Regions from separate parts of the Mus musculus genome. Here region 2 is linked to region 1. Evidence: chromatin loops called from intact Hi-C (ENCODE). Cell type or tissue: heart. All regions are shown on one strand. Each heading gives the region's core, and the rest is flanking DNA. Links, peaks and the distances in the headings are about the cores only.

Region 1 (16,539 bases), core at 4,419-9,418:
TGATTTAGGTGGTAGAGTTTGAGGATCACTACCCATTTATACCTTGGACCAACTCAACACTCAAAGAAAGGCTCAGGATGACCATAGTTCATCCAAGGCAGAAAGGACAACCCTCATATTCTTTTTTTTTTTTTCCATTATACTTGTTTTTTTTTTCCATTTTTTATTAGGTATTTAACTCATTTACATTTCCAATGCTATACCAAAAGTCCCCAATATCCACCCACCCCCACTCCCCTGCCCACCCACTCCCCCTTTTTGGCCCTGGTGTTCCCCTGTACTGGGGCATATAAAGTTTGCAAGTCCAATGGGCCTCTCTTCCCAGTGATGGCCGACTAGGCCATCTTTTGATATATATGCAGCTAGAGTCAAGAGCTCCGGGGTACTGGTTAGTTCATAATGTTGTTCCACCTATAGGGTTGCAGATCCCTTTAGCTCCTTGGCTACTTTCTCTAGCTCCTCCATTGGGAGCCCTATGATCCATCCATTAGCTGACTGTGAGCATCCACTTCTGTGTTTGCTAGGCCCCGGCATAGTCTCACAAGAGACAGCTACATCTGGGTCCTTTCGATAAAATCTTGCTAGCGTATGCAATGGTGTCAGCGTTTGGATGCTGATTATGGGGTGGATCCCTGGATATGGCAGTCTCTACATGGTCCATCCTTTCATCTCAGCTCCAAACTTTGTCTCTGTAACTCCTTCCATGGGTGTTTTGTTCCCAAATCTAAGGAGGGGCATAGTGTCCACACTTCAGTCTTCATTCTTCTTGAGTTTCATGTGTTTAGCAAATTATATCTTATATCTTGGGTATCCTAGGTTTGGGGCTAATATCCACTTATCAGTGAATACATATTGTGTGAGTTTCTTTGTGAATGTGTTACCTCACTCAGGATGATGCCCTCCAGGTCCATCCATTTGGCTAGGAATTTCATAAATTCATTCTTTTTAATAGCTGAGTAGTACTCCATTGTGTAGATGTACCACATTTTCTGTATCCATTCCTCTGTTGAGGGGCATCTAGGTTCTTTCCAGCTTCTGGCTATTATAAATAAGGCTGCTATGAACATAGTGGAGCATGTGTCCTTCTTACCTGTTGGGGCATCTTCTGGATATATGCCCAGGAGAGGTATTGCTGGATCCTCCGGTAGTACTATGTCCAGTTTTCTGAGGAACCGCCAGACTGATTTCCAGAGTGGTTGTACAAGCCTGCATTCCCACCAACAATGGAGGAGTGTTCCTCTTTCTCCACATCCACGCCAGCATCTGCTGTCACCTGAATTTTTGATCCTAGCCATTCTGACTGGTGTGAGGTGGAATCTCAGGGTTGTTTTGATTTGCATTTCCCTGATGATTAAGGATGTTGAACCTTTTTTCAAGTGCTTCTCTGCCATTCGGTATTCCTCAGGTGAGAATTCTTTGTTCAGTTCTGAGCCCCATTTTTTAATGGGGTTATTTGATTTTCTGAAGTCCACCTTCTTGAGTTCTTTATATATGTTGGATATTAGTCCCCTATCTGATTTAGGATAGGTAAAGATCCTTTCCCAATCTGTTGGTGGTCTTTTTGTCTTATTGACGGTGTCTTTTGCCTTGCAGAAACTTTGGAGTTTCATTAGGTCCCATTTGTCAATTCTCGATCTTACAGCACAAGCCATTACTGTTCTGTTCAGGAATTTTTCCCCTGTGCCCATATCTTCAAGGCTTTTCCCCACTTTCTCCTCTATAAGTTTCAGTGTCTCTGGTTTTATGTGAAGTTCCTTGATCCACTTAGATTTGACCTTAGTACAAGGAGATAAGTATGGATCGATTCGCATTCTTCTACACGATAACAACCAGTTGTGCCAGCACCAATTGTTGAAAATGCTGTCTTTCTTCCACTGGATGGTTTTAGCTCCCTTGTCGAAGATCAAGTGACCATAGGTGTGTTGGTTCATTTCTGGGTCTTCAATTCTATTCCATTGGTCTACTTGTCTGTCTCTATACCAGTACCATGCAGGTTTTACCACAATTGCTCTGTAGTAAAGCTTTAGGTCTGGCATGGTGATTCCGCCAGAAGTTCTTTTATCCTTGAGAAGACTTTTTGCTATCCTAGGTTTTTTGTTATTCCAGACAAATTTGCAAATTGCTCCTTCCAATTCATTGAAGAATTGAGTTGGAATTTTGATGGGGATTGCATTGAATCTGTAGATTGCTTTTGGCAAGATAGCCATTTTTACAATGTTGATCCTGCCAATCCATGAGCATGGGAGATCTTTCCATCTTCTGAGATCTTCCTTAATTTCTTTCTTCAGAGATTTGAAGTTTTTATCATACAGATCTTTCACTTCCTTAGTTAGAGTCACGCCAAGATATTTTATATTATTTGTGACTATTGAGAAGGGTGTTGTTTCCCTAATTTCTTTCTCAGCCTGTTTATTCTTTGTATAGAGAAAGGCCATTGACTTGTTTGAGTTTATTTTATATCCAGCTACTTCACCGAAGCTGTTTATCAGGTTTAGGAGTTCTCTGGTAGAATTTTTAGGGTCACTTATATATACTATCATATCATCTGCAAAAAGTGATATTTTGACTTCCTCTTTTCCAATTTGTATCCCCTTGATCTCCTTTTGTTGTCGAATTGCTCTGGCTAATACTTCAAGTACTATGTTGAAAAGGTAGGGAGAAAGTGGGCAGCCTTGTCTAGTCCCTGATTTTAGTGGGATTGCTTCCAGCTTCTCTCCATTTACTTTGATGTTGGCTACTGGTTTGCTGTCCATTTGTTTCATAACTTCTGTTAGTTTCACTGTGTCCCTGTTTAGTTTCTGTTTCCACGATCTGTCCTTTGAAGAAAGTGGTGTGTTGAAGTCTCCCACTATTATTGTGTGAGGTGCAATGTATGCTTTGAGCTTTACTAAAGTGTCTCTAATGAATGTGGCTGCCCTTGCATTTGGTGCGTAGATATTCAGAATTGAGAGTTCCTCTTGGAGGATTTTACCTTTGATGAGTATGAAGTGTCCCTCCTTGTCTTTTTTGATAACTTTGGGTTGGAAGTCGATTTTATCCGATATTAAAATGGCTACTCCAGCTTGTTTCTTCAGTCCATTTGCTTGGAAAATTGTTTTCCAGCCTTTCACTCTGAGGTAGTGTCTGTCCTTTTCCCTGAGATGGGTTTCCTGTAAGCAGCAGAATGTTGGGTCCTGTTTGTGTAGCCAGTCTGTTAGTCTATGTCTTTTTATTGGGGAATTGAGTCCATTGATATTAAGAGATATTAAGGAGAAGTAATTGTTGCTCCCTTTTATTTTTGTTGTTAGAGTTGGCATTCTGTTCTTGTGGCTGTCTTCTTTTTGGTTTGTTGAATGATTACTTTCTTGGTTGTTCTAGGGCGTGATTTCCGTCCTTGTATTGCTTCTTTTCTGTTATTATCCTTTGAAGGGCTGGATTCGTGGAAAGATATTGTGTGAATTTGTTTTTGTCGTGGAATACTTTGGTTTCTCCATCTATGGTAATTGAGAGTTTGGCCGGGTATAGTAGCCTGGGCTGGCATTTGTGTTCTCTTAGTGTCTGTATAACATCTGTCCAGGCTCTTCTGGCTTTCATAGTCTCTGGTGAAAAGTCTGGTGTAATTCTGATAGGCCTTCCTTTATATGTTACTTGACCTTTCTCCCTTACTGCTTTTAATATTCTATCTTTATTTAGTGCATTTGTTGTTCTGATTATTATGTGTCGGGAGGAATTTCTTTTCTGGTCCAGTCTATTTGGAGTTCTGTAGGCTTCTTGTATGATCATGGGCATCTCTTTTTTTATGTTTGGGAAGTTTTCTTCTATTATTTTGTTGAAGATATTAGCTGGCCCTTTAAGTTGAAAATCTTCATTCTCATCAATTCCTATTATCCGTAGGTTTGGTCTTCTCATTGTGTCCTGGATTACCTGGATGTTTTGAGTTAGGATCCTTTTGCATTTTGTATTTTCTTTGACTGTTGTGTCGATGTTCTCTATGGAATCTTCTGCACCTGAGATTCTCTCTTCCATTTCTTGTATTCTGTTGCTGATGCTCGCATCTATGGTTCCAGATCTCTTTCCTAGGGTTTCTATCTCCAGCGTTGCCTCGCTTTGGGTTTTCTTTATTGTGTCTACTTCCCCTTTTAGTTCTAGTATGGTTTTGTTCATTTCCATCACCTGTTTGGATGTGTTTTCCTGTTTTTCTTTAATGATTTCTACCTGTTTGGCTGTGTTTTCCTGCTTTTCTTTAAGGGCCTGTAACTCTTTAGCAGTGCTCTCCTGTAATTCTTTAAGTGACTTATGAAAGTCCTTCTTGATATCCTCTATCATCATCATGAGAAATGTTTTTAAATCTGGGTCTAGATTTTCGGTTGTGTTGGGGTGCCCAGGACTAGGTGGGGTGGGAGTGCTGCGTTCTGATGATGGTGAGTGGTCTTGATTTCTGTTAGTAGGATTCTTACGTTTGCCTTTCGCCATCTGGTAATCTCTGAAGCTAGCTGTTTTAGTTGTCACTGTTAAGAGCTTGTTCTTCAGGTGACTCTGTTAGCCTCTATGAGCAGACCTGGAGGGTAGCACTCTCCTTAGTTTCAGTGGGCAGAGTATTCTTTGCAGGCAAGCTCTCTTCTTGCAAGGCAGGTACCCAGATATCTGGTGTTCGAACCAGACTCCTGGCAGAAGTTGTGTTCCACTCACTAGAGGTCTTAGGATCACGTGTGGAATCCTGTGTGGGCCCTTGCGGGTGTCAGGCGACTCAGCTGGCAAGGTAGCCCGGGGCTCGAGTGGAGTGGAAGGGGTTTGTGCCCCAGATCAAGCCCGGGTAGCCTGCTTCCCTATGTACCGCAGTTTCAAGTTCCGCGCGATTGGGTTGGGGCAGGCGCTGTGTTCCACTCACCAGAGGTCTTAGGGTCCCGTGGGGAGTCCCGTGTGGGCCCTTGCGGGTGTTGGGCAAGACTCTGCTGGCAAGGTAGCCCGGGGCTCGAGTCGAGCGAAAGGGACTTGTGCCCCAGATCAGGCCCGGGTAGCCTGCTTCCCTATGTACAGCAGTCTCAAGTTCCGCGTGATTGGATTGGGGCAGGCGCTGTGTTCCACTCACCAGAGGTCTTAGGGTCCCGTGGGGAGTCCCGTGTGGGCCCTTGCGGGTGTTGGGCAAGACTCTGCTGGCAAGGTAGCTCGGGGCTCGAGTCGAGCGGAAGGGCCAACCCTCATATTCTTAAGCAAATTGTGGGTCCTGCAAGAACTAAGAATTGTCTGATTAAAACCTTGACATCAGTCCCTGTTAACACACTCAGTTTAGACAGTGGAATAAGACCAATCTATGGCCATGTTAGCCAGCTTTCTGTCACTTTGTCAGAACATCTGAGATACACGACGGCTGGGGATGGGCTTATCACAACTCATAATTATTTCAGAGATTTCAATCCATGGTCAGTTGATTCCACTGTGGTGGGTAGTATATTATGGTGGCGGACTTTTGCAGAGGATCTGTTCAACTGGGCACAGTGTAGAGGCAAAAAAGCAGGAAAGAGCAGGGTGTCTCACTTTATCCTTCAAAGCTGAGCCTTCAGTGATTTAGCTCATTCCCAACAGGCCCCACCTCTTAATGTTCCCATTACCTCTCAACAGCGCTGGAGACTGGGGACTAAGCCTTCAAGACTCAAACTAGAATAATCCTGCTGCAAATGTGTAAGGAATATGTAGAATATTCCCCCTTTTGGGTCTCAGGGAGTATTTTCTGCTGTGTCAGGTGCCCTGGGTGCTGCACAGTGTTCCTTCTCTCAGCCACTGAGATCTTATTTTACAAAATAAACTGTGAATTTTCAGACAGTGGTAGCAGCCCTTCTGAACAAGTGGTTCTTAACCTTCCTAATGCTGTGACCCTTTAATATAGTTCCTCATGTTGTGGTGAACCCCAAGCATAAAATTATTTTGTTGCTACTTCATAACTATAAATTTGCCACTATTATAAACCATAATATAAATATCTGATACATGACCCCTGTGAAAGGGCCATTTGACCCCAAAGGCCCACAGGATGAGAACTGCTACTCTATACATCTATACATCTCTATACATCTCTATCTATAATGAGATTATCACCTTTCCTCTCTCATACAGCCCCTGTGCTTATTCTGTTTCCCCAACTTCCAATCAATCAAATCAGCCACTAAAATAAAAAACTGAAGGCAGATCCCCATTTAGAGATGTAAGATGCATTTTGTTTTCTGATAGTTTGATTTTGCTGGCTAGTCTCCTGAGAGCCATCCCTGCTCCATGGAAGTAGAAGACAGAGGTTACTGGAAAGGTGCAACTGGAACCTTGAAGTGGATCTGCATTGCTTGGACTGTGGCTGTGACCTTTCAGGATTGATTTGAAATTTATTCTGATGGAAACTGAAAGCCGAATATCACTGGTAATGTCGATTTAAGTTCTTCATATATATTTCTGCAAACTTTTGTATGGCCACAGTAGGGTGGCAAACTTCAATATAGCTGTCCAGTTACTGCTCGTTTGAAGACCTGTTTATAATGTCCATTCTCAAAGTCATGTTCATTGTTTTATTTGACGCCCCCTTCTTGCGTACTCCTGGGATTATTTGGGTGGCATCTGTGCTCACCCAGTTTATTACTGCTTGACACTTTGCACATGTAAATGGCCATAAAGTCATCAGCCCTTGTAGCTACCAGACCTGTTTGGGAACATAAGTATAAACCGTTTTCTCTTTTATCCACTTGTGATTTAGGGATATCTCTGATCTATTTCTTTCTCTTTGTTTTAAGATCAATAATTACATTAAAAAGCAAGTATTTACAAAGAGAACAAATAGAGGTCTTTTGATTTTCTGTTCCTGTTTTTCAAGTGTAGAGTTTCTGAACATCAGTTTAAATTTGACTTTGATTTAATAACTCATCAAGGGTCAGATAAGATTTCAATTGAGTAATGCTGATATAGGAGCTGGAGCCAGGCCAACATCACTTGAAGGCCAGGGGAGCACATCTAATTATTGTGACCCAACTGGAGATATGATACCTTGTCCTTTTAAACCAGCTAAGCTAAGGGGAAGCTTGCCAGGACCAGGGTTTGCCAATTTGGCCTTACATGCCCTGAACTTGCTGTCTAGGTTGATTCAGTGGAAAGAACATGGGCTTTGTAGACAAAGCTCAGATTGAATTCTGGCTGTTGCACTTATAACCTTGAGGCCTTGAGCATATTACTTAACCTCTCAGAGTCTCAGTTTCCTTTCTCATAAAACAAGGATTATACCTCCCCTGCAGTGCTGTTTGTAAAGATGAAATGAAATACAATAACTCATGTCTGGTCGCTAGGCTGGCAAAGGGTATGTACTCCAGAACTACCCATTCCTTTATTCTGTTATCTTTCTCAGTAGGTCAGATTAATGATGACCATTTTCTAGCAACTTATTGAAAATAGCTACTTCTAATAATGATGCTCATGCCACTATATCTTTAGTGCTGCAAACAGGAATATAAAATATAGATATAGCAAGATCTTTTCTTAGAATACTTAGAATGCCAATAGTTTCCCTTTTAGACAAGGAATTTAGCTCCTGGAAAAGAAATTTGTCCTGACTTTCTTCTTTCCCTCTTATGTTTGTTTCATTTATTGGCTAATTGACTTAATTAAGTCTCATTTTCTTGCTAGAATAGATAATTTGTAACAGTGCCAATTTCTGGTTCATGGAGGCACATCTCTGTGATGTAGATCAAACAGAAGGATGCAGTTGTGCTGGTCAGTATACAGAATGATGTCATCCATATAGAATGTGATGTGAAAAGCACCCATGGAACTTGTCGTCCGTGGCACTTTAACACTTGTTTCCATAGCTAAGCTCGCTGATCCAGACATCTGAGAGGCAGGCCTGCCCCTGCCAGGCTTGCTTGCCTCTGCCAGGCCTCTCATTTCGGGGAAATAAATTAAACCAGTTGATGACAAGGTCTGGATTATACAATTTCTTTAAACTACAAAGCAAACCTGAAATCTAATAAGGAATGAACACAGTGCAGACAAAATGGTTAAGAATCCATTTCTGGTAACCTTTGTAAGAAAGTTTGAACACACCCATCCCCCTTTATACATTTTGTTTCCCAGCTCCCAGAAGCAGAATCATATGTTACACCTGGCAGTGGGAATTGTAGCACCATATTTTTTCTTATTTTTAAGAGGTGATACCATATTTTTTTTTTAAATGAGGAGATTGGAAAAAAAATAAACAGATGGGTAGAGACTGGTGGAGGGGGATATGGTACTGAGAGAAAATGAGAGAAAGACAGAGCGAGGTAAGTGCTAAAGGGCAAAGCTTCAGTACCAGACACTGAGGTATTTGCATATTCACAATATGTTTCTGGCCGAGAGCATGTTTCTCTGGCATTCTGTATGTATTTCTAGGTCTCTATATTTATCTGTGTCTCTGGCTACATATGTGAGGCTAAGTTTAGAGCTGTGTTTGCTGGATGCTCTGCAGTGGTACTTGAAGAATTCCGTGTTAAGTATTCACTGGCAGTGTGAATAAGCTGCCCTGGCATAGAAGGGGAAGTGGAGGAGGGAGGTGGAGACCCGGCACAGTCTGTGGTGAGGGCCAGCTGCAGACGGAGTCAGTCTTTCAATGCTATTTTCATCATGGGCTTCTGAGCCAGTTCATTTATTTTTGGGTTCCCCTTCATTCCAAATAGAAACAGGTGATACTAAAATGAGACTGTGCCACACAAGGACAGAAGTTTGCCGTGCTTCCTCATGCTATCAGGGAGCTCGAGTGGGATAACTCCAGGGGAAATTCAGAGGACACCTGTTTATTTGAGTTCCATTCCTTCTGTTTCTTTCCTTTGATAAATAAATAAGAAAGAAGGACATTTTGGAAGGAAAGAAGGTGAGGGCAATAAGTTAAAAGAGGTAGTTACCGGATAGGTAGCCACGGCATTACATAGTTTATCCTTGGTTAGCGTGAAGCTGTGCACTTGAGGCCATGTTCACAATGCCCTCATCATGCAGGTCTATATTATACTGGTCACTCAGCCTCATTGATGTTTCTAGCATCAGCTATAGACTAAGTGTATTAGGAACATGCTTATATGATCATTACATACATTGCCTTTTTTTCTCTTTTTTTATTTTTAATATTTTTTATTATTATGTATTTTCCTCAATTACATTTAGAATGCTATTCCAAAAGTCCCCCATACCCCCCCCCCCACTTCCCTACCCACCCATTCCCATTTTTTGGCCCCGGCATTCCCCTGTAAATGAAGGTGTAAATCTAGAATTTTGCTCAAAATTTCTATAGAAAGAAAAAAATTGCCAATAATTTTGCTTTCAATTAAGTGAATTTATTGGTTTTTCTTGATTAAAAAGTAAAGATGAAAATGATAGTATAACATTACAAACACATGGAATATCTACAGTATGGTTTGAACATATCTGAGAATGTATGTTTATGTGTGTGGGTGTGTGAGTGGGTATATGGTTTGAGAGGTGCTGATTTATACCATGTCCTCTCTGTGATTCTAGGCCCATATAAGGCATCTTGTGGACTGTCTCATGCATTCTAAATCATTGTGGTACCCTGTTAAGATAGTTATACAGGTCTGATGGGTGTCTAGAGAATGTTCAAGGCTCATCGTAAGGTTGAACTTCTGGTTATAAATGATTATAGTGAACGATGGAAAGTAAAATCAGCAAAGAGAAGAAACTCCCAAGATGTCCTGAGGACAAGATGCCCACTCCCAAGAGTCTCTTTCCAGTGGAGTCAAAATGGATGTCCCTGATTCCTTTAGCAATTTTACATCCCTTTACAGAGAAATGTAAAAGTGTGTCTAACAGAAAGCTCCAGAGGCTTAAAAGCTGGAGGTTTTGGAACTTGACCATGGGATGGGTATCAGGTTGGGCCAGGTATTGGTTGGTCATTCCCTCGGTCTCTGTTCTATTCCCCATGCCTGAATTTCTAGTAGACAGGATAAATTTTGTATTGAATGTTTTATGGGTGGGTTAGTGTCGCTAATGCTCCACTGGAGTTCCTGCCTGGCTACAGGAAGTAGCCTCTTCAGGTTCCATATCCTCAATGTTATAAGCTAGGCTATCCCCATTGATTCTTGGGTGTCTCCCTTTTCCCAAGTCTCTGTTTCATCCTATAGATGTCCCCCACCTTCTCACCCCTGTCAGTTGCAGATTCCCATTCAATTTCATGGCCATCTATCCATCTCTCCTGTCATTCTCCACACTTGATCCCAAACACCCCATTCCCCTCTCCACCCACTCCCTCGAAGTTCCCATCCTCCATCTGCCTCTTATGACTATTTTACTCCCCCTTCTAAGTGAAATTGAAGCTTTCTTGCTTGGGCCTTCCTTCTTGTTTAGCTTCTTTGGTCTGTGGAGTGTAGCATGGTATCTGTATTTTATGGCTAATATCCACTTATAAGTGAGTATATACCATGTATGTCTTTTAGGGTCTGGGTTACCTCACTTGGGATAAATTTCTCAAGTTCCATCTATTTACTTGCAAAACTCATGTTGTCTTTGTTTTTAATAGCTGAGTGGTATTCCATTATGTAGATGTACCACATTTTCTTTATCCATTCTTCAGTTAATGATACTCTCTTATGCCTGTAGACAGAAGCAGGTTGTCTTCTGAGAGGCTCCATCAGCAACCAACTTAGACAGATACAGATCATCACAATCAAACAGTGATGGAGATTGGGGAGTCTTATGGAAGAATAAGAGGAAGGATTGTGGGCCCTACAGGGGATAGGAACTCTACAGGAATACTAACAGAGTCAAATAATCTGGACCCTTGGGGCTCTCAGAGTCTGAACCACCAACTGAACTACACACATGGGCTGAAGCTAGGCCTCCTCTCACCTATGTAGCAAATGTGCAGCTTGGTCTTCTTGTATGTCCTGAACAACTGGAGTGTGTGTGTGGGTCATTCCACAAGTTGTTGTTTGTACACAGGGTATGTGCTTCTAGCTGGGCTACCTTGTCTGGCCTCAGTGGGAGAGGAAGTCCCAGGGAATTCATTGAGAACAACAAGTCTTCAGTCTCTTGGAAGCCAGAAGAAGTAGGCTCTAATATCAGCAAAGGAATGTCTCAGCAACTAGATAGATAAATTTGCCAGTGAGAGTGAGGGCAAGCAGGGAAGTATCAAAGGCTTCCCTTTTCTGTGTCATTTTATGTGGGCTGCCACAAGAAGGTGTGGCCCAGTCATAAGGTGGGTTTTCCCATATTAAGTGATTTAATCATGAAAATTCTTCCAGGCTTGCTTGGGTTTTAGTTGGTTACAGATGTAGTCAAGTTGGTAAGTAAGATTAGCCATAGAACTATACTAGTAGTTTTTATTTAATTGATGATTCTAATATATTACGGTCAAAGTCATTTGTCATTTCACTACCCAACAACCTTTTCAATTTAGGTTGCTTTCAAAATTGAGATTGTATTGGCACTGGATGATTGAAATTTTCAAGATACTTGAGGTTAAATATCTAAGATAAGATTTTCCACAACCAAGCACTTTAAGGCCAGGGATAATAAAAACACGTTGGAGTGTCCCAAAATGGCCACCAACAACCTCTTGATTCTTTGTATGTACTGCTTCGTCCATTTCAGCAGGGAATGTGAATTTGCTCTACTGTGTCTGTGTTAACATCTTTTCATTTTGTAATAGGATTTTTCTAAGGTGCTACACTGGCTATGAATTTGAGGTTCTGCTAAAACTTCCCAAATACCTAAGATTGTAGCCCTGTACCATCAGACCAAACTTCTCAATGGTTTGCTTTGATCAAAAGACTACAAAGATACCTTATTATATCAGTGCTGGGCCTGGCCTTCATGACTCCTGAGCATCCTCTCTTTTCCTTGGAAGATCAGATACCATGTACAACATCCACTCTATGAATATACCCAGTTGGATGTGTGACAAGACCATAACCCAAGCATAAAGAAAGCCTACCAAAAGCAAGAAGCAGGGTCACAGGCTTGTGACCCTGCTGAATGCTCCGACTGGTTCCAGCCTCTGACACTATCCTAGTTAAGAGCACATGTCAGGGAGTATACACTGTCCAAATTCCTGATTGACAGATCCACATTCAAATGGAACAGATGGATTTTAAGTGATTAAATCGAGGGAAGTTCATCATGTGCTAACCAATAGAACGCAATATCAGTTAACATTTTATTTGCTAACAAAACTAGAATGGCAATTTTGTTTTTAAAATGAACACAAAATGTTCCTTAACATCTATATGAAGTAGCCTATAGTTATTGCTAAATTTCAAGTCATTTTGACACATCAAATCATGAACCACTAAAATTTAATGTTCCTTCCCAAGTAGAAAGTAGAAAACACCATTTCTTTATTTAAACCTTACTGGTTTTACCTGATTTGGATAAGTAACTTCCCTTTGACTAATAATTTTTTTTTGGTTTTCATAACAAAAACTTCATAAATATATGGTGAGAGAAAACTATTACAATACACACCTCCACATGCACTTTGGCAGTTTCAACTATTGTTGTTTACATTATGTAATAATTATCATTTTTGAAGAACCATGCTTGTGATAGTTCTCTATTCATGTGAATCAATCCAAAGAGAGGGAGAAGACATGGAGAGTATCCTTCCTACTACACTCCTGAGACCGCCTTTCTCTTCTCCTTAAGCAGAGGCATATTTTCCACTTAGTGCTCTAGTTAGTGAGCACGAGAATATTGACTCTGAAGCAGAAATGAAGTGATTAGCCTCCTTAAATCCCCAGCAATGGCTGCAGTCAAGTTTCATAAGTGCCTCTGATATAAACATTCCCAGAAACCATTTGCCAAAGGAGCAGCCACTTACAGAAAGGTTGAAATAAAATTTAAACAAGACATTGAACACAGATTTACAATACTCTCATGACAAAAACTGTGGTTTCAAGTTTTTGAGGAGTTTCTGTGGTTTCAACCGAGGACATAGTGTGTGTTGAACATTAGCTATTTGATGCTTAGATGTGGAATCCAAAACCACTTGGAAGGTTTAAACATTGGCAGCCATGAAAACAAACACAAGACCACATTCCCAGAACCTAAAGGAAACCAAAGCAAACATAATAGAAGACAGATGAATTGCTTTCTATATGAATGATAAAGCTGCAAGAAAGCTTAGCTTTACACTGGCAAGGTAATCCTCATAATTACACGTTGGGCACAGTGCAGATTGAAGTGCTATGTGCCATAGTTGCAAGATGAATGCTATGCTCTTACATTCCTTTGGTCTGCGTCATGTGACCATGGTGGATGGAATGAGAATTAGGCAGTAGGCGAAAAGGAACTTTAAGAGAGATGGTTCTTTTTTGTTTGTTTTATTTTGGGTTTTTGTTTTGTTTCCCTGTTGGGAATTTGTGCCAGTGTTGCCCTGTGGCTGAATACTCTTCTATGTGGGTTTGTGCGGGATGGTTTGAAGGTGTTGAAGGTTGGATGTGGACAGGTGGGTAAACTAGGAGTTTGATGATATAGGGTGGTAGGTCAATGTTTTGGTAAGGCTAATGGTTTTAGAAAGCTGACTGTAAGGCTGATTGTAATTTTGTTCCCTACTAAAATGATGTTAGATCATGAGTGCTAAGATGCAGATAGCTGCTTTGTAGGTATTTCCCATTGAGGTAAAAGGGTTCCATTAAGCATGCTGTTTTTCTCCAGTTCATTAAATAATTTGATGCTCTTGGGAATATAAATAGGCCATTCAGTACAAACCCAGTAAGGTGACCCAAGTTGCCTAAATATGGTATGAAAAAGAAATCTCACCTAACAGAGGACTACAGGAAGGATCTAATTTAGCTGTAGAAAGGCCTTATTGTTAAGGAGCTACCTATATCTTGATGCTTTTTGTACTATGTTTCATAGTTTAGTTACTCTTCAGGTGAAATGATCATAAGAAAATCTGTACCTTCCCTGGATAAGTTTGTAAAAATTAAACTAGATTAGCCAGTGGCTAGAAAACACACTGAAGACCAAGCAGAGTCTGAGAGGCTGTGCCAGCCAGCATTAGTGTTCACAGTATCTTCCAGACAAAGAGCAGGGGTTTCAGAAGAAGAATTTGGAAACATGCAGATAGGAACAAGATGGAAATTCTTAACTGAAAAACTTGTTTCTGTGTCTAGAAACTTAGAGTTAGAATGTACATGAGAGTTTGTCATCATTACTTTCCTGCCATTGTCACACTAGTTGATAAGTAAGTATTTGATATACCTTGTACAGAAACATACACACACACACACACACACACACACACACTAGGACATGGTAGTCTAACAACAAACACACAATCTATATGAGCTTCATTGATATAAAGTGTTAGAATTTTTATAAGTGATTGAGATAACCCTATGAAAACTTGCACATCTGTTTTGTGTTTTCTGTTATTGACTGAATGAATCTCCTAGAAAATTGTTTGCTGACAATAGACATTTTGACTACGATTTTATGAGTAAATCTCATGACAGGTTCTAGAAGGCACAACCCGTTATTCATTCACATGTGGTTCACTGGGGTAGAACAGCAGGACTTAAAGTTCAAGTACTGCTTACCTTGTGGGAATCACTGACGTTGACTGGAGTTCCCCTCTTGGCTTTTTTCTCCAAGTGGTTTCTCAGGTTGTTGCTCTAGCATATAGCTTCTTCTTCAACAGAATAGTGAATCTTTACATGTCATGTTAAATCCAAGAGGGCAAAGTGGACGTCTTAAAATCGCTTAAAGCCTGGACCTAGAACCAAGAGCCACAATTGCCTCCTCCTGACTTGCTATGAGAGGAAAACAAAAATCTCTCTTAACCTATTCTGTTGAGGTGCTCTGTTAGGTGGGTCAATGAGTCTTTCCTGCTCCAAGGCTAAAAGCTGGCTTATGTGAAGATTGAGATTGTGTCCTACTCATGGTCTTTGTTCTTTAGCATCAAACCCAAAGGGCTTTCTTAGGCAGCCAGGAATACTGGTGTCAGTATTGCTCCTAGAGCATTGCTGTTACTTTGCTTACCTTGTTTTGGGTTAATCCTCTCTTATTTCAGTTAAAGAGAAAATCTTTGTTGCTTTGAGAATTAGAAATCTTTCTAGGTGAGTTAGATGGCAAGAGATGACCCTATGAATTTCAGAAAGGTGCCCCGAGAAAGAAATGGTAGAGGGCCCAGAATTAAGTGGCAAGAGTAAGCATTACCATTCATGACAATCCTCTAAGGATCCTTAAAGGAAAGGAGCAGGCAAAACTAACGAATTATTACCATAAACCTTACTTTCAATATGCAGTTGAAAACAGTCCATCTACCAACAGTGTAGTCATGAGAATCTGATCATATCATTTCTCCAAACTTCCTAGCTAAGAGAAGGAAGAAACTATACCTTAGGCTCAAAACCTTACTGGGTACATCACAGCTTAGTTTGACTGCATAACTCCAATAGACTGAAAAGTAGCAGATGTTTATTAAATATAAAAAGACAGAAATTAACTACTTTGCTATATCTTGTGTCCCCCCCCCAATCGGTTTCTAGGGATTCTGAAATTAGAAAGGACTACTAAATAATTATCAGAATATGATCCCAGGCCACAAAGAATTAAGAAGCCACACAACAGCAGGCCATAGGAAAATGTCTATTATTTCTAGCTTTGTGACCAAAAGGGTCCCTCCCTCTGTTTTGACAGACACACCCAACCTTTAGACATTATAAAACCACATTGTCATTTACAAGGATCATACTTAAGAATGATATAACCAAGCAACAACAACAGCAATCTCAGAATGTTTCAAGGAAGTTTACTGTTTTGTGTTGGGATGTTTCATAGCTATCCTGGCATGGACATGTCTGGTCAGTTGCAAGTTGGGCTCTCCTGGAAGCCTTTGGAGAAATTGTAGTATAACATGAAGGAGGAAGAAGACCAATGCTGTTGAGAAGGACAGTCCAGAGAAGTCCCATCTTGAACTTTATTCTCCCTTTTCCTCTATCTTTCCTCCCCATTTTCCACTTACTTCCTGTAGGAGTCAGTCACATTGGTGTTTTTCTCCAGAAGATGGGTGCTGGTTGTCCAATATATTATAAATTTATCCATAAAATCTTACCTATTGAAGACTCTGTGTTCTAGGCTGTGGAATAAGCTTAAAGCCAAGATCATCTATTTAAAAACATAGCTGGGAGATGAGCTGAAAGTACCAGTGAATACTGGGAATGCGTCAAAGAAAAGTACTGTTTTTGACTAGTTCCACTTCATGCTCATGTCTTAGCCTTCTTCATTGATTTCTCCTCTTCTTCCTCAAATGTTTGTGCTGAGCATATTTGCCTATACAATTCCTTTGGATGGAAACTTCTAGGCATACAGTTTTTGCTATCTATCTATATGCTAATAATTTCCAAATTTATATCTTAAAGTAAAAATTCCAGGCTCAAAAATGCAAGTGCCATTTGATATATATTAAATTTTGAAAAGCATCTTAACCAACATATTAAAAAATCACTTGAAAAACATACCTTGCCAGGGCTCAGGAAACACACACACACACACACACACACACACACACACACACATATACACCACTTCCTCTTTCAA
Region 2 (16,539 bases), core at 3,908-8,907, 60 kb after region 1:
CATCATCCTGAGTGAGGTAACAGATTCACAAAGGAACTCACACAATATGTACTCACTGATAAGTGGATATTAGCCCAAAACCTAGGATACCCAAGATATAAGATACAATTTGTGAAACACATGAAACTCAAGAAGAATGAAGACTGAAGTGTGGACACTATGCCCCTCCTTAGAATTGGGAACAAAACACCCATGGAAGGAGTTACAGAGACAAAGTTTGGAGCTGAGACGAAAGGATGGACCATGTAGAGACTGCCATATCCAGGGATCCACCCCATAATCAGCTTCCAAACGCTGACACCATTGCATACACTAGCAAGATTTTATCGAAAGGACCCAGATGTAGCTGTCTCTTGTGAGACTATGCTGGGGCCTAGCAAACACAGAAGTGGATGCTCACAGTCAGCTAATGGATGGATCACAGGGCTCCCAATGGAGGAGCTAGAGAAAGTACCCAAGGAGCTAAAGGGATCTGCAACCCTATAGGTGGAACAACATTATGAACTAACCAGTACCCCAGAGCTCTTGACTCTAGCTGCATATGTGTCAAAAGATGGCCTAGTCGGCCATCACTGCAAAGAGAGGCCCATTGGACACGAAAACTTTATATGCCCCAGTACAGGGGAACGCCAGGGCCAAAAAAATGGGAATGGGTGGGTAGGGAAGTGGGGGGGAGGGTACGGGGGACTTTTGGGATAGCATTGGAAATGTAATTGAGGAAAATATGTAATAAAAAATATTTTAAAAAATCCAACTTTTTATTGATTCTTTGTGGATTTCACATTATGCAACACAATCCCACTCAGCTCCCTGTCCCTTAACATCCACTCTCTGTCCTTGCAACTTCCCCTGCAAAAACAAAACAAAACAAAACAAAATCATCTCGTTATGGAAGCTGGAGTGTGTCACCCTTTTGTCCACATATGTTTAGTTGCAAATGTTCACTGTAATGAGTCATTGGTTTGCTTGATCTCTGACTTTTGCTACATTATCAATACTGGGTCGTTACCTGGACTCTCAGATATCCTGATGTTGCCCTGTGTCCTGGAGATCCTGCAGCTTTGGATCCACAGAAGTGGCCCCATTCACACAGTTTTACACTCCATAGATAGGGTAGATGTAGGGGTGGGCCAATCCAAACCTCTAGATTTGAATCTGGGTGGTACCTGAGCTGATCAGTTAGCCAGCTCTGGTGAGCCTCTAGCACTGTCCCAGCTTGGTCACCCAATGTCACACCTGGTAAGGAACAGGGATAGCTCTCCCACTCTCATACTGTCTGGCTGGCTCACCCATGCCCTTGACTCCAGGGCTGGTTCTATTGTCCAGGTGAGTTACAGGGCCCACTCTCCAGAGTGCTGCAGCTAGTGAGGGGCTAGGCCAGCTCTTCTGCCTGTCACAGGTGGTGAAGAGCAAGGGAGGAAAGGGTATTTCTCCCGTGCACACTCCACCACACCATAGATGAGTGACAGGGTCAGCTGTCTTTTTCTCACGCCCTCGGGGCCAGATTATTTGAGGTCCTGCCACCAATGTTCCACTGTGCTACCCAGGGCTGTAGCCAGTGAGGGGTGAGATTAGCTCTGCACAACCATTTGACACTATAATGGTCCCAAGCCACAGCCTAGACTAAGGACTTCCTTTGGTGGTCATATGAACAACAGAGATCTTCACAGATCCCTTCTGTTGCATGGCCAGAGACCCACACATGGCTCCCAGCAGCATCAGGGACCAGGACTTCACTATGGCCTCAGATGGCAGGACAGGCTACTTACATCAGGCTGTTCCTCTCCACCCTCACATCTCCAGTTCCATCTCTCTTCATTATGCTCAAACCTGCTTCTCTTTCTCACCCTTCGCTTCACCACATACTTACACTGTACATACATACATTGTAGTGGTTCTTGCTGTTAGTAGGCCATGTGGCAGGCCAGCCTGCCCACCTGTGCCACAGGACAATGGACAGTCCTTTTTTTTTTTTAGTTCTTTATATCTTCCCTAACCTTTCTATTTGATACATAGTTAGTATTTTTTTTTCTATTTTTGTAGGCTGCTTATCTGCTTGAACAATGGTATACCTTTGCCATACCAAAGTGTTTAGTTCATGAGGCCCTATGAATTATTATTAATTATTGTTTTTAGTGCCTGTTTTATCCGTGTCCTGTTCAGTAGTCCCTTTTTATACTAATGAATTCAAGCATATTCTCTACTTTCTTTTCTGTCAGATTCAGGATATCTGGACTTATGTTGAGGTCCTTGATTCATTTAAAGTTGATTCATTTAAAGTTGGTGATAAGTATGTATCTACTTTCCTTCTTTAACATGCAGCTCTCTGGTATGACTAGCATCATTGATCAAAGATTCTGTCTTTTCTTTAGTGTGTATTTTTGTGGGTATTTATTTGTTTAAAAAATTAGGTATCCTAAGAGTTTGAAATTATCCTCAATTATATTTCATTCTTTAAAATGCATGTCTTCACAACAGTCCCATTCTGTCTTTATTACTGTAGCTCTGCAATATCATTTGAAATCTAGAATAGAGAGTTCTCAAGTAGTTCTTTTATTATTCAGGATTTTTTTAGATGTGTGTGTGTGTGTGTGTGTGTGTGTGTGTGTGTGTTGTGTTTCCATATGAAATTGAAGATTTATTTTCAATTTCTGTGAGGAATTGTGTTGGAATTTATCTGGGGATTGTATTGAATCTATAAACTGCTTTGGCTAGATAGCTACTTTTATAATATTAGTTCCACTAATCCAGGACCAAAGGAGATATTTTCATCTTCCAGTGTCTTCTTCAATTTCTGTCTTTTTTCAATACCTTAAAGTTTCTATTAAACAATTTTTCACTTGCATATAATATATATATATGTATATATATATATAAAACTCTAGTATATTATATGTCATATATGTATATATGTTATACAATGTGTTATACCTAATATAATATAAATCATTTACATGATATATCTTAGTTTAATATGGCATATATCAAATGTATATATTCTGAGTCTATTGTTTCTCCCATTTCTTTCTCAGTTTTCTTGTCATTTGTATATAGGAAGAGCACATAGTTTTGTGTATTTTGTATCCTGCTACAACTTGAAAGTGTTTTTAAACTGCAGAAGTTTCATAGTGAAGTATTTAGGATATTTTATGTATAGGGTCATATCATCTTTAAATTTTTCAAAAGTTGATTGTCAGAGATTTCTAGACATGAGGTTAAGTGTGATTTTTCTTTTTGCATGTTCTTGCTTTTTAATGGTCCTACAAAAATGAATCTGGCTTAGTAAACAAAGCAAAGAAGATCATCATTGAAAAATGTACACTCAGTTTTAAAATGCTGGACAAGACCAATTCTTTTGAAAATATATTGAGTGTAGATTAAAGTTTTAGATGGAAATAACAATTTAAAATCTGCTTTGATTAAGATAATATCAGACCTCTATAACTTTTATTTAGTTGATTTTTGGCATTGATAAGATGGAATGAAAACATACATTATTTCTTTTATATGATTTTCCAGACAGGAGTAGCAAGTGGTCTCTTAACTATTCTTAGGTTTCTTCCTCATTAAAAACTGCTATTAAATTTTCACTGTAATAAAGTGAATTGCATAAGTTTAATATGTACATCGTAATAAGTTTTGACTTACCTTAAAATAACTTCTATCAACAAGTAGAATTAAACCACATTATCCACATGTCTTTTTTCTTTATACCATCCCCATGTTGAGAGCATTGCACAATATGTTAGTTATATTGTGAATGGGACAGATATGCCTAGATTCATCTCAAAACATTTACACTATTAGTGATCTTGTTTCCATGAGAAAACACATTCTAGGGGCTGGAGCGATGGTTCTGCAGCAGTTAAGAGCACTATTCGCTCTTTCAAAGGATCTGTGTTTAATTTCCAGCACCAACAAGGCAGCTCACAAGTGTCTATAACTCCAGTTCTGGGGGAATCCAGCATACTTACACAGAAAATTCAGGCAAAACACCAATGCATATAAAATAGAAGTAAATACATTTTTAAAAAGAAGGAAAATTTCTAAACATTTGAGATGTAATTTTGCTAGTAAGATGAAGGGCTAATATCTACCACTTCTCTGTGTGAACCATTAACTATATGCAACTGGGCTTCCCATTATTCCATGTATTATTTATATTCTCATAGACTTTTTATACCATTGTACTGGCTGGTTTTGTGTGTCAACTTGACACAAGCTAAAGTTATCACAAAGAAAGGAGCCTCCCTTGAGGAAATGCCTCCATGAGATCCAGCTGTAAAACATTTTCTCAATTAGTGATTAGTGGGAGGGTCCACTGTCGGTGGTGCCATCCCTGGGCTGGTAGTCTTGGCTTCTATAAGAAAGCAAGCTGAGCAAGTCAGGGGAAGCAAGTGAGTAAGAAACATCCCTCCATGGCCTCTGCATCAGCTCCTGCTTCCTGACCTGCTTGAGTTCCAGTCCTGATTTCCTTAGGTGATGGACAGCGATATGGAAGTTTAAGCTGAATAAACCCTGTCCTCCCCAACTTGCTTCTTGATCATAATATTTGTGCTGGAATAGAAACCCTGATTAAGACAACCACACTCCCCATAAATCCAATTTAGTCAGCATCATGAAAAGTAACTTGTTGGAGGTACTATTGCTGGAGAGTTGTTAAGAAGTGGTTGTATGTCATAGGCAGTGCAGCAATGGGTATCACAGGAATCTGGGAAGGAGAATAATGGTAGACAGGTACATAAGACTCTGGACTCACTTCAAGAATGAACAACTTTTATTTTTTCCACTGTTCTTTATATATTGTTAAGATGGTTATGAGAGGATAGTATTGCAAGTGGAGCTTGAACAAACAGTACCTTGACTCTTTATCTGAGTTTTTCCTTCTGCTCTTCCATAGCCCTTGTGGAATAATTTTGTCCAGTAGGCCATTCTTTCTAGACTTTATATTGTGCCTGAAGTTTTTTAGTCACTGGGCCATATCTGAGCTAGGATTTGTGCTGGAATTAGGAACTGTTGACCATTGGACTCAACAGTACTAGAATGTGCCTGATGTCTTGCTCCTTTTTATAAATGACAAGCAATTTTCATAAGGAAGTAATTACAACAACCTTAGAATTTTGCACACATTCTTAAAATGATGGTGATTTGATTTTTAACCTCATTTTTATTTTATATATATTAGTATTTTGCCTGTATGTATTTGTTATATTGTACAGTATCCGTAGAAGCCAGAATATGGCATTAGAATCCCAGTGACTGGAGTTCCATGGTTGTGAGCAGCCATATGGGTGCTGGGAATGGAATCCAGGTTCTCAGCTATCCAGCCCTTTGATTCTTATTATAGTGTAATATGAGTGACTTTAGTCATTATTAAGGTGATGGGACTTGTCTTTATTCTGAACCAATTGCTAATGCAATTATAAGATTAGACTTGATACCTTTCATAGTTTGGTCATTTTGCTATGATTTCTGTGCCTTTTTAACATTTTATACTTCGAAATTTTCTTTCATGTGTACTTCCATGACTTTTTTTCCCCAGTAAGATTTGTGTGAAAGCAGTTAAGGCTCAAAATCGCAGAAGCCAGTGTTGTATATTCAGTGTTGTATATGCTTTGCTTGGATTTCCACATTTGGACTTCACAGCAAGCTTATGAGCTATGTGCCACCCTGCTAAACTTATTGACTAAAACCTGATGCCCTGGGACAGTGATGGTATGTTCAGTAGGACACAGTGAGACACTGAGCTCTGTCCTGAGCTCCATCTACATGGCACGCTTCACTTTATTTAGTGCTGTTATTGTATAGAGGGCTTTGACTATCAAAGGGACCTGGATTTTATTCTTGGGTTTATCACTATCATTGTTAATTTGGATAAGGCTTCTTGCTCTGTTTTAGGTTTTTTGTTTTGTTTTGTTTTGTTTTTCATCATCTCTGGTAAATGAAACTAAAACCACAATCTGAATTAAATCTATCCTACAATTCAAAGGAGCGTGAGCCTGAGTTTTAAATGCTGAGTGTTGCTTTGATCATGGACTGATTTTTCTTTCCTGTTCTCACTTTCCTTCTATGCCTTAGCATTTGGGATGTGTGTTCCTGCACATTTGCTGAGCCTCCTCACTGTTTAATAAGAAAGGTTTAACAATCTGTGCTGTTCATTTCGGTATCAGATTTGATTCTATTTGCTTGTGTGTTTCAACAGGGTGGAGATGCATACAAGAACAAAGGAGGAAAAGACTGAAATTAGAATCAAAGGCCTGGCGTGGTAGAAGGTGTGGGAAGTCCATTTAACTTGACTTTTAACTACTCACATCAGCAAAGAAAAAAATTCCTTTAACTTGCTTAATCACATAATGAGTTCAAAACTGAGGTTTGCCAGCCAGTGAGATGGCTCAGTGTACAAGCCTCATGGGCTTGTTTAATTTCTGGAACCCAGATAAAGGTGGAAGGAGTGAAATGACTACACAAAGTTGTCCTTTGATCCCCACACAAATTCTCACACATGCACATCATATATATATATACATACAATAATGATGGGAAATACATTTTTAAAAGTTTAAGAACTGAGGTTTGAATAAAATTCTACCAGCTATTTTGGTCATTGTTTACAGGTTTAATGTGTGTACGTATGAATGTACCATACACTTGAGTGTGCATATATGTATAATACACATTTGAGTGAAGCGAAGGTTAAGAATGATTTCAAAGCCATGCTGATTAAAATTTATCTTTATTTCACTTCACCCAAGTCTACTAACTCGTACTGCCAAATAGTCCCTGCATCTGTGTTGCATGCCTCTTGCTTGTTTATGTGTGAACACAGACAGGGGTGCTCTCAGAGGTAACTGCAAGCTTGTTCCTACTGCACAGTCCTGAAATCTTCCTATGCTTTTTTTTTTCTCTTCATAAACAATACAAAGAAGTTGACAGGTCTGAAAGGGGCTTATGTGAAAAGATAATTAAGAGCTTTAGAGAGTGTCAAGAGTCAATAGCTCAGCACTGTCAGCACTCTGGAGTGTCTCAGGCTATAATTAGATGGCATGGAGGTGTAAGGCATGCTTGGCAGTTGATTCCTGCATGATCTCCAAGGGAAGAAACAAAGAGCGGCCTCCATGAGATGTCAGGCAAAAGGGGGGAACAGATGGACAGGACTCAATCATCCTAAGGGTTTGCTCTGTTTTCCCAGATGGCATTGTTTTGGTGAGAAGTTTCTTCGCCTTTTGACTAGTATTCACATGGGCCATTTTGCCTGTGCTCATAATTTACATAGTCCTCCAGAATTTGGACAGAGACATCTTTCCACTCTATGAGTGAGTGAGATCATTCCTAATTGGCCTCAAAGCCTTGTCTGTATTATCGAGTAAAATTACAACCTTTTTTTGTGTTTGTTTTTGTTTTTGTTTTGTTTTGAGATTATAATATAATTACAATATTTACACCTTTCCTTTTCTCTACCCAAATCCTCCCATATACCCCTCCTTGTTCTCTTTCTAATTCATGGTCTTGTTTTTGTTTGCTTGTTTGTGTTTTTTGTTTTTTTATTGTGTTGTTGTACAGTAATACTACTGATCAAAATTTGACCATAAAAGTTTCTTATTATATGGAACCTTAAATTGAATAAAAATGCATAATTTCAAAATGTTGTACATTAAGTAAATATGCCAATACTTTACTAAAATATGCCTATATAATGCCACAAATCAAAGAAACACAAATTTAGAGAATATGTGACAGCAAGTTGGCTTGAAATAAACTGGTGTGTTCTCGAAATGTAACTACTTCAAAAATTTATTCCTTGCCTGCAAGAAATCTGAGATAAACCTATGCAGATCTAACAATTTTGACATTTTATTCAAATTATTTTAAAATAAGAAAAAACAAAATACTACAGATAAAACTGAATCCATCCTCAGTCTCATTGCCTTTATTCATTCCAGGGACAATTACTTCAGTTAGTTTTCAATAATCTGTATATAGAAACCTGGGCAGTAACCTCACTCACTAAGATGAGTTCTTTCAGGCCAAGATATTTCAACACTTTAGATTATAAGGTTTAGAAGAATCCTCTTGAAGCTTTCATTCTCTCTAACTCTGAACAGCAAGCTAACTCTGATCTTCATTCTACCTTAAAATGTTTTATCTCAATCAGAGCTGTAGTCTTGACTTGTCCTGTAAAGCAGTCCTTCCTTAGCCAATTTTCTGTATTGTCCCCACACTCACTCCTCTTATCAGATGCCATCATGGCATCCGATGCTTTCTAATGCTCTGCAAAGCTCCAAATTTTTTACATCAGAGATCACTGACAAAACCTAGTCTTTAATGTAGAAGCTGGCGCCCCACACTCTAGTCCAAAATAACTGTTCATTAACTTTTAGTTATGTATCAATGTTCTTCCTAGACATTAACTGCTCATAGCCATGCCCTAATGTTTCACAGCTCTTTGCCTGAAATGATGCCATCTTGATAAAACACTACTCAACAGCTTGTATTCATTCCTTAACTCCTACTCACACTTTCTATGTACTATGTACTTTGATAATTCACACATTAACTCACAATAATTGCCACTTATATAAGTCTAACCCTTTAAACTCTGAACCTAACCAAGTCAAGGAAAATTAAACTAATTCCCCATCGCGTCTCTTAGCCTAGCACTATAAGTGTATTATGTAATCATTTAGAATGGAAGGTGGGGCAGTATTATTTCTTACTGACGTTGTACTGAAAGTCATAATAATGTTTGCTATATATGAAATGCTCACAACCAGATTTTAATATATCAGAGGTTGGACTATTGGTTGTGTATAGCCTAACATTTGTTTTAATGAGCAAACACACACACACACACACACACACACACACACACACACACTCTCTCTCTCTCTCTCTCTCTCTCTCTCTCTCTCTTTTATATATTGTCACCAATGCTTTAGAAGAATAGAATTGTATAAGTGCAATGGACTACATGATTAAATGTTTCCCAGCTACCCATTTCCAGAAAAGGCTTTCTGACCAAATGAATGAAACTGGGCTAGGCATTAGGGTGATGCAAAATCAGACAATAGTACAAATTTTCACTCAAATTTGTCATTTTAGGAGATTATTTTATCTTCTTTTCTTTACTTGATAATGTGTGATAATCATTCATCATCAAATATAATTCGAATAGATATTTGGGATCATATCTACTTATATACATTAATACATACATATGTACATATATGTAAACACATATATACTCAATACATGCATGTAAAATAGGTACTTATTATGAGTATTATTTTTGAAAATTCTCAGAAATATAAAGGAAAAAATGATCATTCCCTAGTCATACAACTCAGTGTTTTGAATACCATATGGATATATTTCTCTGATTGCTTTTAAGAGCTCAGCAAGAAAGTCCAGGTTTGCATACATATATTCATTACCCGCTGAACATTGGAAGCTGACCTGTACATAATTGCAAAAGAAGAACATTATAATTCTTTTAAAATGGTGGCACTTATTACATGCTAACACATGTTTATCCTAAAACTCCATCACCTGATGAATATACAATTAACCTACATATTGCCATAGAAAACATCTCCTTGGAAATGCAATATAGCCATATAGTTTTTAATCTGATCTTCAAAGGCTTTCTGTAGGAGAAAATAATTTTGCCCAATAAGATATATTATTAGAAACACAACTCTGCATAGCCAATTCTCTACATCATCTGATTTATTTTAATTAGAGGTTAGCTGCTGAATGTGATTACAGTAATAATTATTACAATACCAGTCACCCACGTTTCCATTAGGATTCCACTTGATAGTTAGCAATAAGCAGAAATAAAATATTAGGACTTTTAAGAGAAGAGATTACCAATTAGTACAATTCTCCACTGGCACAAGATAATTTTTAATTATACTCATCATGGTAATTATTCACCAAGCTAAATTCGCTGGGCTACCTGCATGCAGGTTCTCTCTGCTCTGCACCCGAACACCAGCTCCTTATCTGCTCAGGAAATCCTGAAGCAATGTTTGTATTAAATACACAGTTGACTGCACACCGAATGGAAAAGCAGCTGCAGAGGGGCAGGACAGATCTCCATTTCATTAAAGGACCCCTTCTCTGCAGGGCAAAGCAAGGTAAGGAAAGCAAAACATACGCTATAGGAAAAGCACTAAAGTACAAATAGTCACACATGTTCACTGATCACACATGATCCAATTGACCCTGCACAGCCTTCTCCAGGACAGCTTTCAGTCTTCTGAAACAGCCATTCAGACCCACACCACATTGCTTATTTTAAAGAAAACAAACTGAAGGTAGAGGTTGTTGATCACTCAAGGACTTGACAGTATTTTAAGGAGCTATTAATGACATTTCCAGGCATCATGGCTTCTAATGTGCATTTCTGTTGTGCTAAAACACAAAGCCATTATTTTTGTAGTTTATATGTTCTTGCACATAAATCCATGCATTAAACCACCATAATCTGCTCTAAGTTTTCTTTCTCATATGAAGCAGCTGTAGAGTGTTTACAGGAAACAAGGACCAAATGGGTCTGCAAGAAAGGTAGTTTGCTGGAGTGGATAAACACCAGAGCTGAGTTTTCAAGGTAGATAATTGGGTATTTGTCTTTATCCCTCCTGTAGGGGCCTGTTAGGAGAGATAGACTAGATTGCATTGTTACTAGAGATAGAATAGACTGCATATGAAATGGTTTCCATAAGGTATAAAGTGTTGTTCAAATATGAGGCAACCTTTAATAATTCCAAGGAGCGATTAACAGAGGGTTGAATATTACTTTTCAGTATGACATGAGAGTGTTATGTAACATGCAATTTGTGGTTTTACTCAGTAAATAAAACATATGCCATTGCTAGAAATAAAACAAACAAATTCTGCTCTTTGGAAATAGATGAATTTTCTCAAATCTCTGAATTAGATAGCATTGATAGAAAATATAAAGAAGTCCATTCCTCACACACTTCCCCCCCCTTGAGTGTGTGTGTGTGTGTGTGCGCGCGCGCGCGCGTGTGTGTGTGTGTGTGTGTGTGTGTGTGTGTGTGTGTGTCTGAAGAGGCAGCATTAGGCTTGTGATGTTTTGAGAAGAAAAAGTGCATACCAGTCTCTCCCCTCTCTCTGTATGTGTGTATATGCCTGTCTCTTTCTCTGTGCCTCTCTGTCTGTCTGTCTGTCTGTCTGTCTCTTTCTCTGTTGATGGTGGGCAGTATAGAATAGCCTCTGTGAACTTTCAGAGGGGCAGATGGGCTGCATTTGCCAGCCAGAGGCAGGGACTTGCTGTAGCTGTGTCTGTGTGACTGCACCAATCGCTGCCTTACTGATTCTAAATAAGAGGAAAATAAAGTAAATTCCAAGTGATTCTTTTCATTGCTGCTGGTGTTTGCTGCCAATGTTTGCCTCCATGCTTGAAAACATGGACAAAGATTTGTCATTTGCAAGTGCTCTATTTCTCGTGTTTAAATAACTCCTCCCGCTCTAGTGGCAACTGAGCTGAGCACGGGCCCTCCACTAGCTGATGGAGGGAGGGGCACATTTGCTCAACAAACATATTTAAGAGTAAAAAGAAAGCCATTTGTAGCTTGGCATTGGATAGTGCTTACTCATGGACCAAGATTCATAGGAGAAACAGGACAGCTGTGGCTCAGATTATCTTTGGATGTTTATCATTTTAAGTACTTGGAAAGCCTAGTTTATGTAAATTTCATGTTATTAAAGGCTTATGGATACATTAGTCATTCTTGGTATTTTAATTCTGTTACAATTTAAAGGAAATAGACATCTATTCTAGGCCAAGTTTATGAAATATTTGAAGAAGAAAAAATATATACATGAAAATTTTTTCCTTCAAACTGGTTATTTTTAGCAGCCTTTATATACATAATAGCAGTAATTTACCAACTAATTTACCTAAAATCTTTTTATTAGAGAATCTGAAAGTCATGCTAAACAAGTATTCTCTTTGTCTAAAAAGTTACATGAAAAGAAACACTTCTAGTTTATTTTGAGAGGAGAATTGAGGTTTCCTGGTGCTCAAGTGTTTGGTAAGCTCTCAAAGAGGTATGGGGGAAACAACCTGCCTGTAACAGGAGCCAGAACCAAAATAAAGAACAGGATTTAAAATTGTATCCCTTAATAGCATTCCCCGAGAGAAAGCTTGTACTGCCCTTTAACAGGGTGTATGTAATGGAACCAGCCCATCATCTGCCAATCTGGGGGATTGTTTAGAACTCTGCTGTCAGAGGTAAGGTGAAGAGTGGATATCCTTGTGAATTGGGTCCTTCAAATTAGAAGTTGATAAAAATAATGACAAAAACAGGTTTTCAAGTTTAAAATTTAGAAGTATTTTTGTTGATTTAAGGGTCTCAGATTATGTAGCTGGAGTTCTGGCTTGTTTATGTCCAATCAGAATTCTTTTTTTTCTTTATTATTGGATATTTTCTTTATTTACATTTCAAATGTTATCCCCTTTCCCAGTTCCCCCTCCCCTCCTAGAAGTCCCCTATCCCATCCTTCCTCCCCCTGCTTCTATGAGGGGGTCTTTTCTCCACCCACCCACCCACTCCCTCCTCCCTGTCTCAATTCTCCTACACTACAGATATCAAGCCTTCACAGGATCAAGGGCCTCTCTTCCCATTGAAACATGACAAGGCCATCCTCTGCTACATATGCAGCTGGAGCCATGTGTACTCCTTTGTTGATGGCTTAGTCCCTGGGAACCCAGGGGGTTCCTGTTGGTTGATATTGTTGTTCTTCCTATGGGGTTGCAAACCCCTTCAATTCCTTCAGTACCTTCTCTAACTCCTCTATTAGGGACTCTGTACTCAGTCCAATGGTTGGCTGTGACTATCTGCCTCTGTATTTGCAAGGCTCTATCTAGCAGGGCCTCTCATGAGACAGCCATATCTATCAGGCTCCTTTCAGTATTCACTTCTTGGCATGCACAATAGTGTCTGGGTTTGGTAACTGTATATGGAATGAATCCCCAAGTGGGACAGTCTCTGGATGGCCTATCCTTCAGTCTCTGCTCTACACTTTATCTTCATATTTGCTCCTGTGAGTATTTTGTTCTTCTAAGAAGGACTGAAGCACCCACACTGTGGTCTTCCTTTGTCTTGAGCTTCATGTGGTCTGTGAATTGTTTGGCACTTTTGGGCTAATATCCACTTATCAGTGACTACAAACCATGTCTGTTCTTTTGTGATTGAGTTACCTCAGTCAGGATGATATTTTCTAGCCAACCGAATTCAAGAACACATCAGAATTCTTCAGAAGGCATCCAGCAACTTTATATCTTTTTTATTGTGGTCATGCTCAGGACACTTACTGCTCTCTTATCCTTATTTTCTTACACAATTTTTGCTGGTGAATCAATATGTTTATTAGGGCTACATACAGGAGCATAAACAACTGAATGTCAGCAGTAGTCTTTTCAAGCCCTTCCCAGCATATGTGATGATCCTCAAAATGTGCATCCCTGGAGCATTCCTGTCAGTCTACTCTACCAGGCAGTCTGCTCTTCCCTAATTACCTTTGCTGAGCAGCACTGTGAGTTATGTAAGTTTCATAAGCTTCCTGAGCTTTGTAAAATTTGTTAGTATCTTAAGTCTTGGGTATTTTGTAGAATGGCCAAAACTGGAGGCTATAAGTCTGAATTCACATAAACTGTTGGAGGAATCAGAAATCATATCCTTTATATGGTCCAATTTTAGGCGTGATGAGTGCAAGATGATCACGGGGAGTGGGTGACCCATTTATAAGTGCTTCACCCTCTCTAGCTCCAACTTAGTCAATAGTTCTTGGGCTGGACATATTTGGAATTTTGTGAGCAGCCTCCATTTCGCATAGTGAGCCACTGAAAGGGAGAGAGAAAGAAATACTGGAATAATGGTCGTTTCCATCCACCAAAGAAGTTTATGGTTTTTCTTTGAGGTTAAAAACATCAATTTTTGTTCTTGAATTTTTAATATGTACCAGCTATATGCTTTATGAACTTATGTGGATAAAATGCTTCCCAGGACTCTCTCTCTTTCTCTCTCTTGTGTGTGTGTACGTGTGTGTGTGTGTGTGTGTGTGTGTGTGTGTGTGTGTGTGTTACTGGTTATGCATTAAAATCATTCTTACTTTATTATTTTTAAATGGAAGTGAAATTCAGCTATGTTATGAAGGGAATTCTGATTATTCTAATTTCAATTAATGAATTTAAAATGCTTTTCTAACTTACTAATTTAAGATGTGTATAGAATGTAGTTTCATCGCATCCTTTCCTCATTTACTCTTTCCCACTACTTTCAAATCCCAACACATCCTCTTCAAAATCTCATGTTCTTTTCTGTGTGTGTTTGTCTGCCCTGTGTGTGTGTGTGTGTGTAAGAATGTGTGTATGTGTATATATGTGTGTATATGTACTTGTATGCATGTGCATGAATGTGAGTGTGTCATACCAAGTCCAAATATTGCTGGCAATATTCATATTGCTTTGGTGCTATAGATAACCTAGAAGTGTCCATATAGCCCAAAATGACTCCTACTCCCTCAGCAGCCATCTGCTGCCAATAGCTCAATCGCTAGCTGTCAGTAGCTCTATATCTAGGGGGAGAGCCACATGAGCCCCTCTTCAGGCTATGCTTGAATTTTCACTGACGTGATTTTATTTGGGTTTTATACAGGGAACCACAGTGACTGTGAGGTCATGATTACAAGAGTCATGGCCTCTCCAGAAGACAGAATAGCACATCATCCAGAAGACAAAATGTCCTTAGCATCCTCTGGCTCTTACATTCTTTTTGCCTGTTCTTCCATGCTGTTGTATGATCCTTAATGGGAGAAATGGTATAGCTGCTCAACTCAGGCTGAGCATTCACAGTCCCTTGCTCACAGAACGTTGACCAGTTAGTAGTCCCTGCAGTGACCACAGCACACTGCAATAAAGAAGCTTCCCTGAAAGGTTGAAAACTGCACAGATCTATGGTTATAAATATTGACATTTTAAAAGGCAGGGTGGCAAAAGAATCATTTAGCACAATGACAGTAGTGGGATCCTCCTTTGGGCATTTGACTTTCCAGTTATGCACTTTTGATCAGATTTAAAGTATCAGATGAGGATACCCTCTACTGTAGCAGGCCTCAAATATAATATCAAAACAGTTTATTAACCTGATAACAGACATGCCACTATTATATTGCTGTGCACATCTGGCATAAAAAGTTGGTATTGCAGCACACCCAGTCCTTCACTGAGTAAGACTGTAACTACTTTTTCTCTGCCAACAGCCTGAAATTACCTTCTGGCATTATGAAAGCTAGCAAGCAAGGAGCAAGTTTTCTGGTTAGTTCAATATTGATTTTCCTATATCTTTCAACCCAATAGTGTGGTGTCTTGAGTGATATGGTCTATCTAGTAATGTTGAAGAGCCACTAACAATGTCCCTAACCTGTTTCATTCTGGAACTCTCAGGAGCCTCCCTGATCAAGTCTGGTCCTGGAGTGTTCATTAAACAATCCATGTCTTCTGGGATCAGGACTGTGTACTGATGCAGTTTGTTCTTGGATATGTAACAAAGCAGGATGAGCAAGCCATGGTGAACAAGCCAGTAAACATCATTCCTCCATGGTCTTTGCTTCAGTTCCTACCTCCAGGTTCCTGCTGGAGTTCCCACCCTGGCCTCCCTCAGTGAAAAACTGGAAGATGGAAGTAAGCCAAATAAAACCTTTCCCCTCCATGTTGTATTTAGTCATGGTGTTTATCATAGCAATAGAAAAAACCAACTAAACAAGTAGCTTCCCTAGTTTCTACCTCCACCAACAGTGTAGAAGGCCCCCCAATCTGTTCCCCCACATCTAAGCCTTTGTTTGTTGTCTTTTGTCTTCTTGATCTTGGCCATTCTGAGTAGAATAAAATGGAATCTCAAAGTAGTTTTAATCTGCAGTTCCCTGTTGACAAAGGGTATTGAAGCCTTCTCAAAGTATTTTCTAGCCATTTGTATTTTTTTCTTTTGAGAACTTTCTGTTCATTTCCATAGCCCATTTTTAATTGGATCATTTGTTTTCTTGATGTTTAGTTGTTTGAGGCCTTTGTCTATTCTAGACACTAATCCTCTGTGGAATGGATAGTTGACAAGGATTTGCTCCCATTCTGTGGACTGCCTCTTCACTTGACTGACAGTTTCCTTTCCCACACAGAAGCTTTTTAGTGTCATGAGATCCTATTTGTTGATTGTTGGTCTTCCTTTCTGAGCTACTGCAGCTCTATTCAGAAAGTCTTTACCTGGTCCTCCTGTAAGTTAACTGTATCTTCTATCAGTTTGCAGTGTCAGGTCTTATTTTGAATCTAATTAATGTTGGATTTTGTGAACGATGAGAGATAAGAATCTCCTTTTTAGTCTCAGTTTTATTACTTTGTCTCATTCTGTCTTTCTCTTTGTTAATTTGGCTAAGTTTGTCATGCATGCTCATTTCAAAATAAAACAAATTTTTTGTTTTATTAGTTTCCATTTCTAAACTTCTGTTTCATTAATTTCT

The links. A loop is a pair of places that touch in the nucleus more often than their neighbours do. Peaks named below come from ENCODE experiments on the same cell type or tissue, not always from the same donor. Only the 100,000 strongest peaks of a DNase experiment are listed, where the experiment ranks them.
Region 2: it touches region 1 in a loop (5-fold over the local background); 4 of 42 quality-filtered maps call a loop at or near these places.

Annotation. Positions count from the first base shown.
Region 1 is chr19:14,217,250-14,233,788 of GRCm38, reverse strand. No RefSeq gene overlaps it. Among named protein-coding and RNA genes, the nearest start is that of Gm31331, 130 kb to the right of the region's middle. In heart, for the core only: no CTCF peak of the experiment used is centred there; DNase peaks (open chromatin) are centred at 7,048 and 8,528.
Region 2 is chr19:14,156,460-14,172,998 of GRCm38, reverse strand. No RefSeq gene overlaps it. Among named protein-coding and RNA genes, the nearest start is that of Gm31331, 68 kb to the right of the region's middle. In heart, for the core only: no CTCF peak of the experiment used is centred there; a DNase peak (open chromatin) is centred at 7,018; H3K27me3 peaks cover 2,435 bases.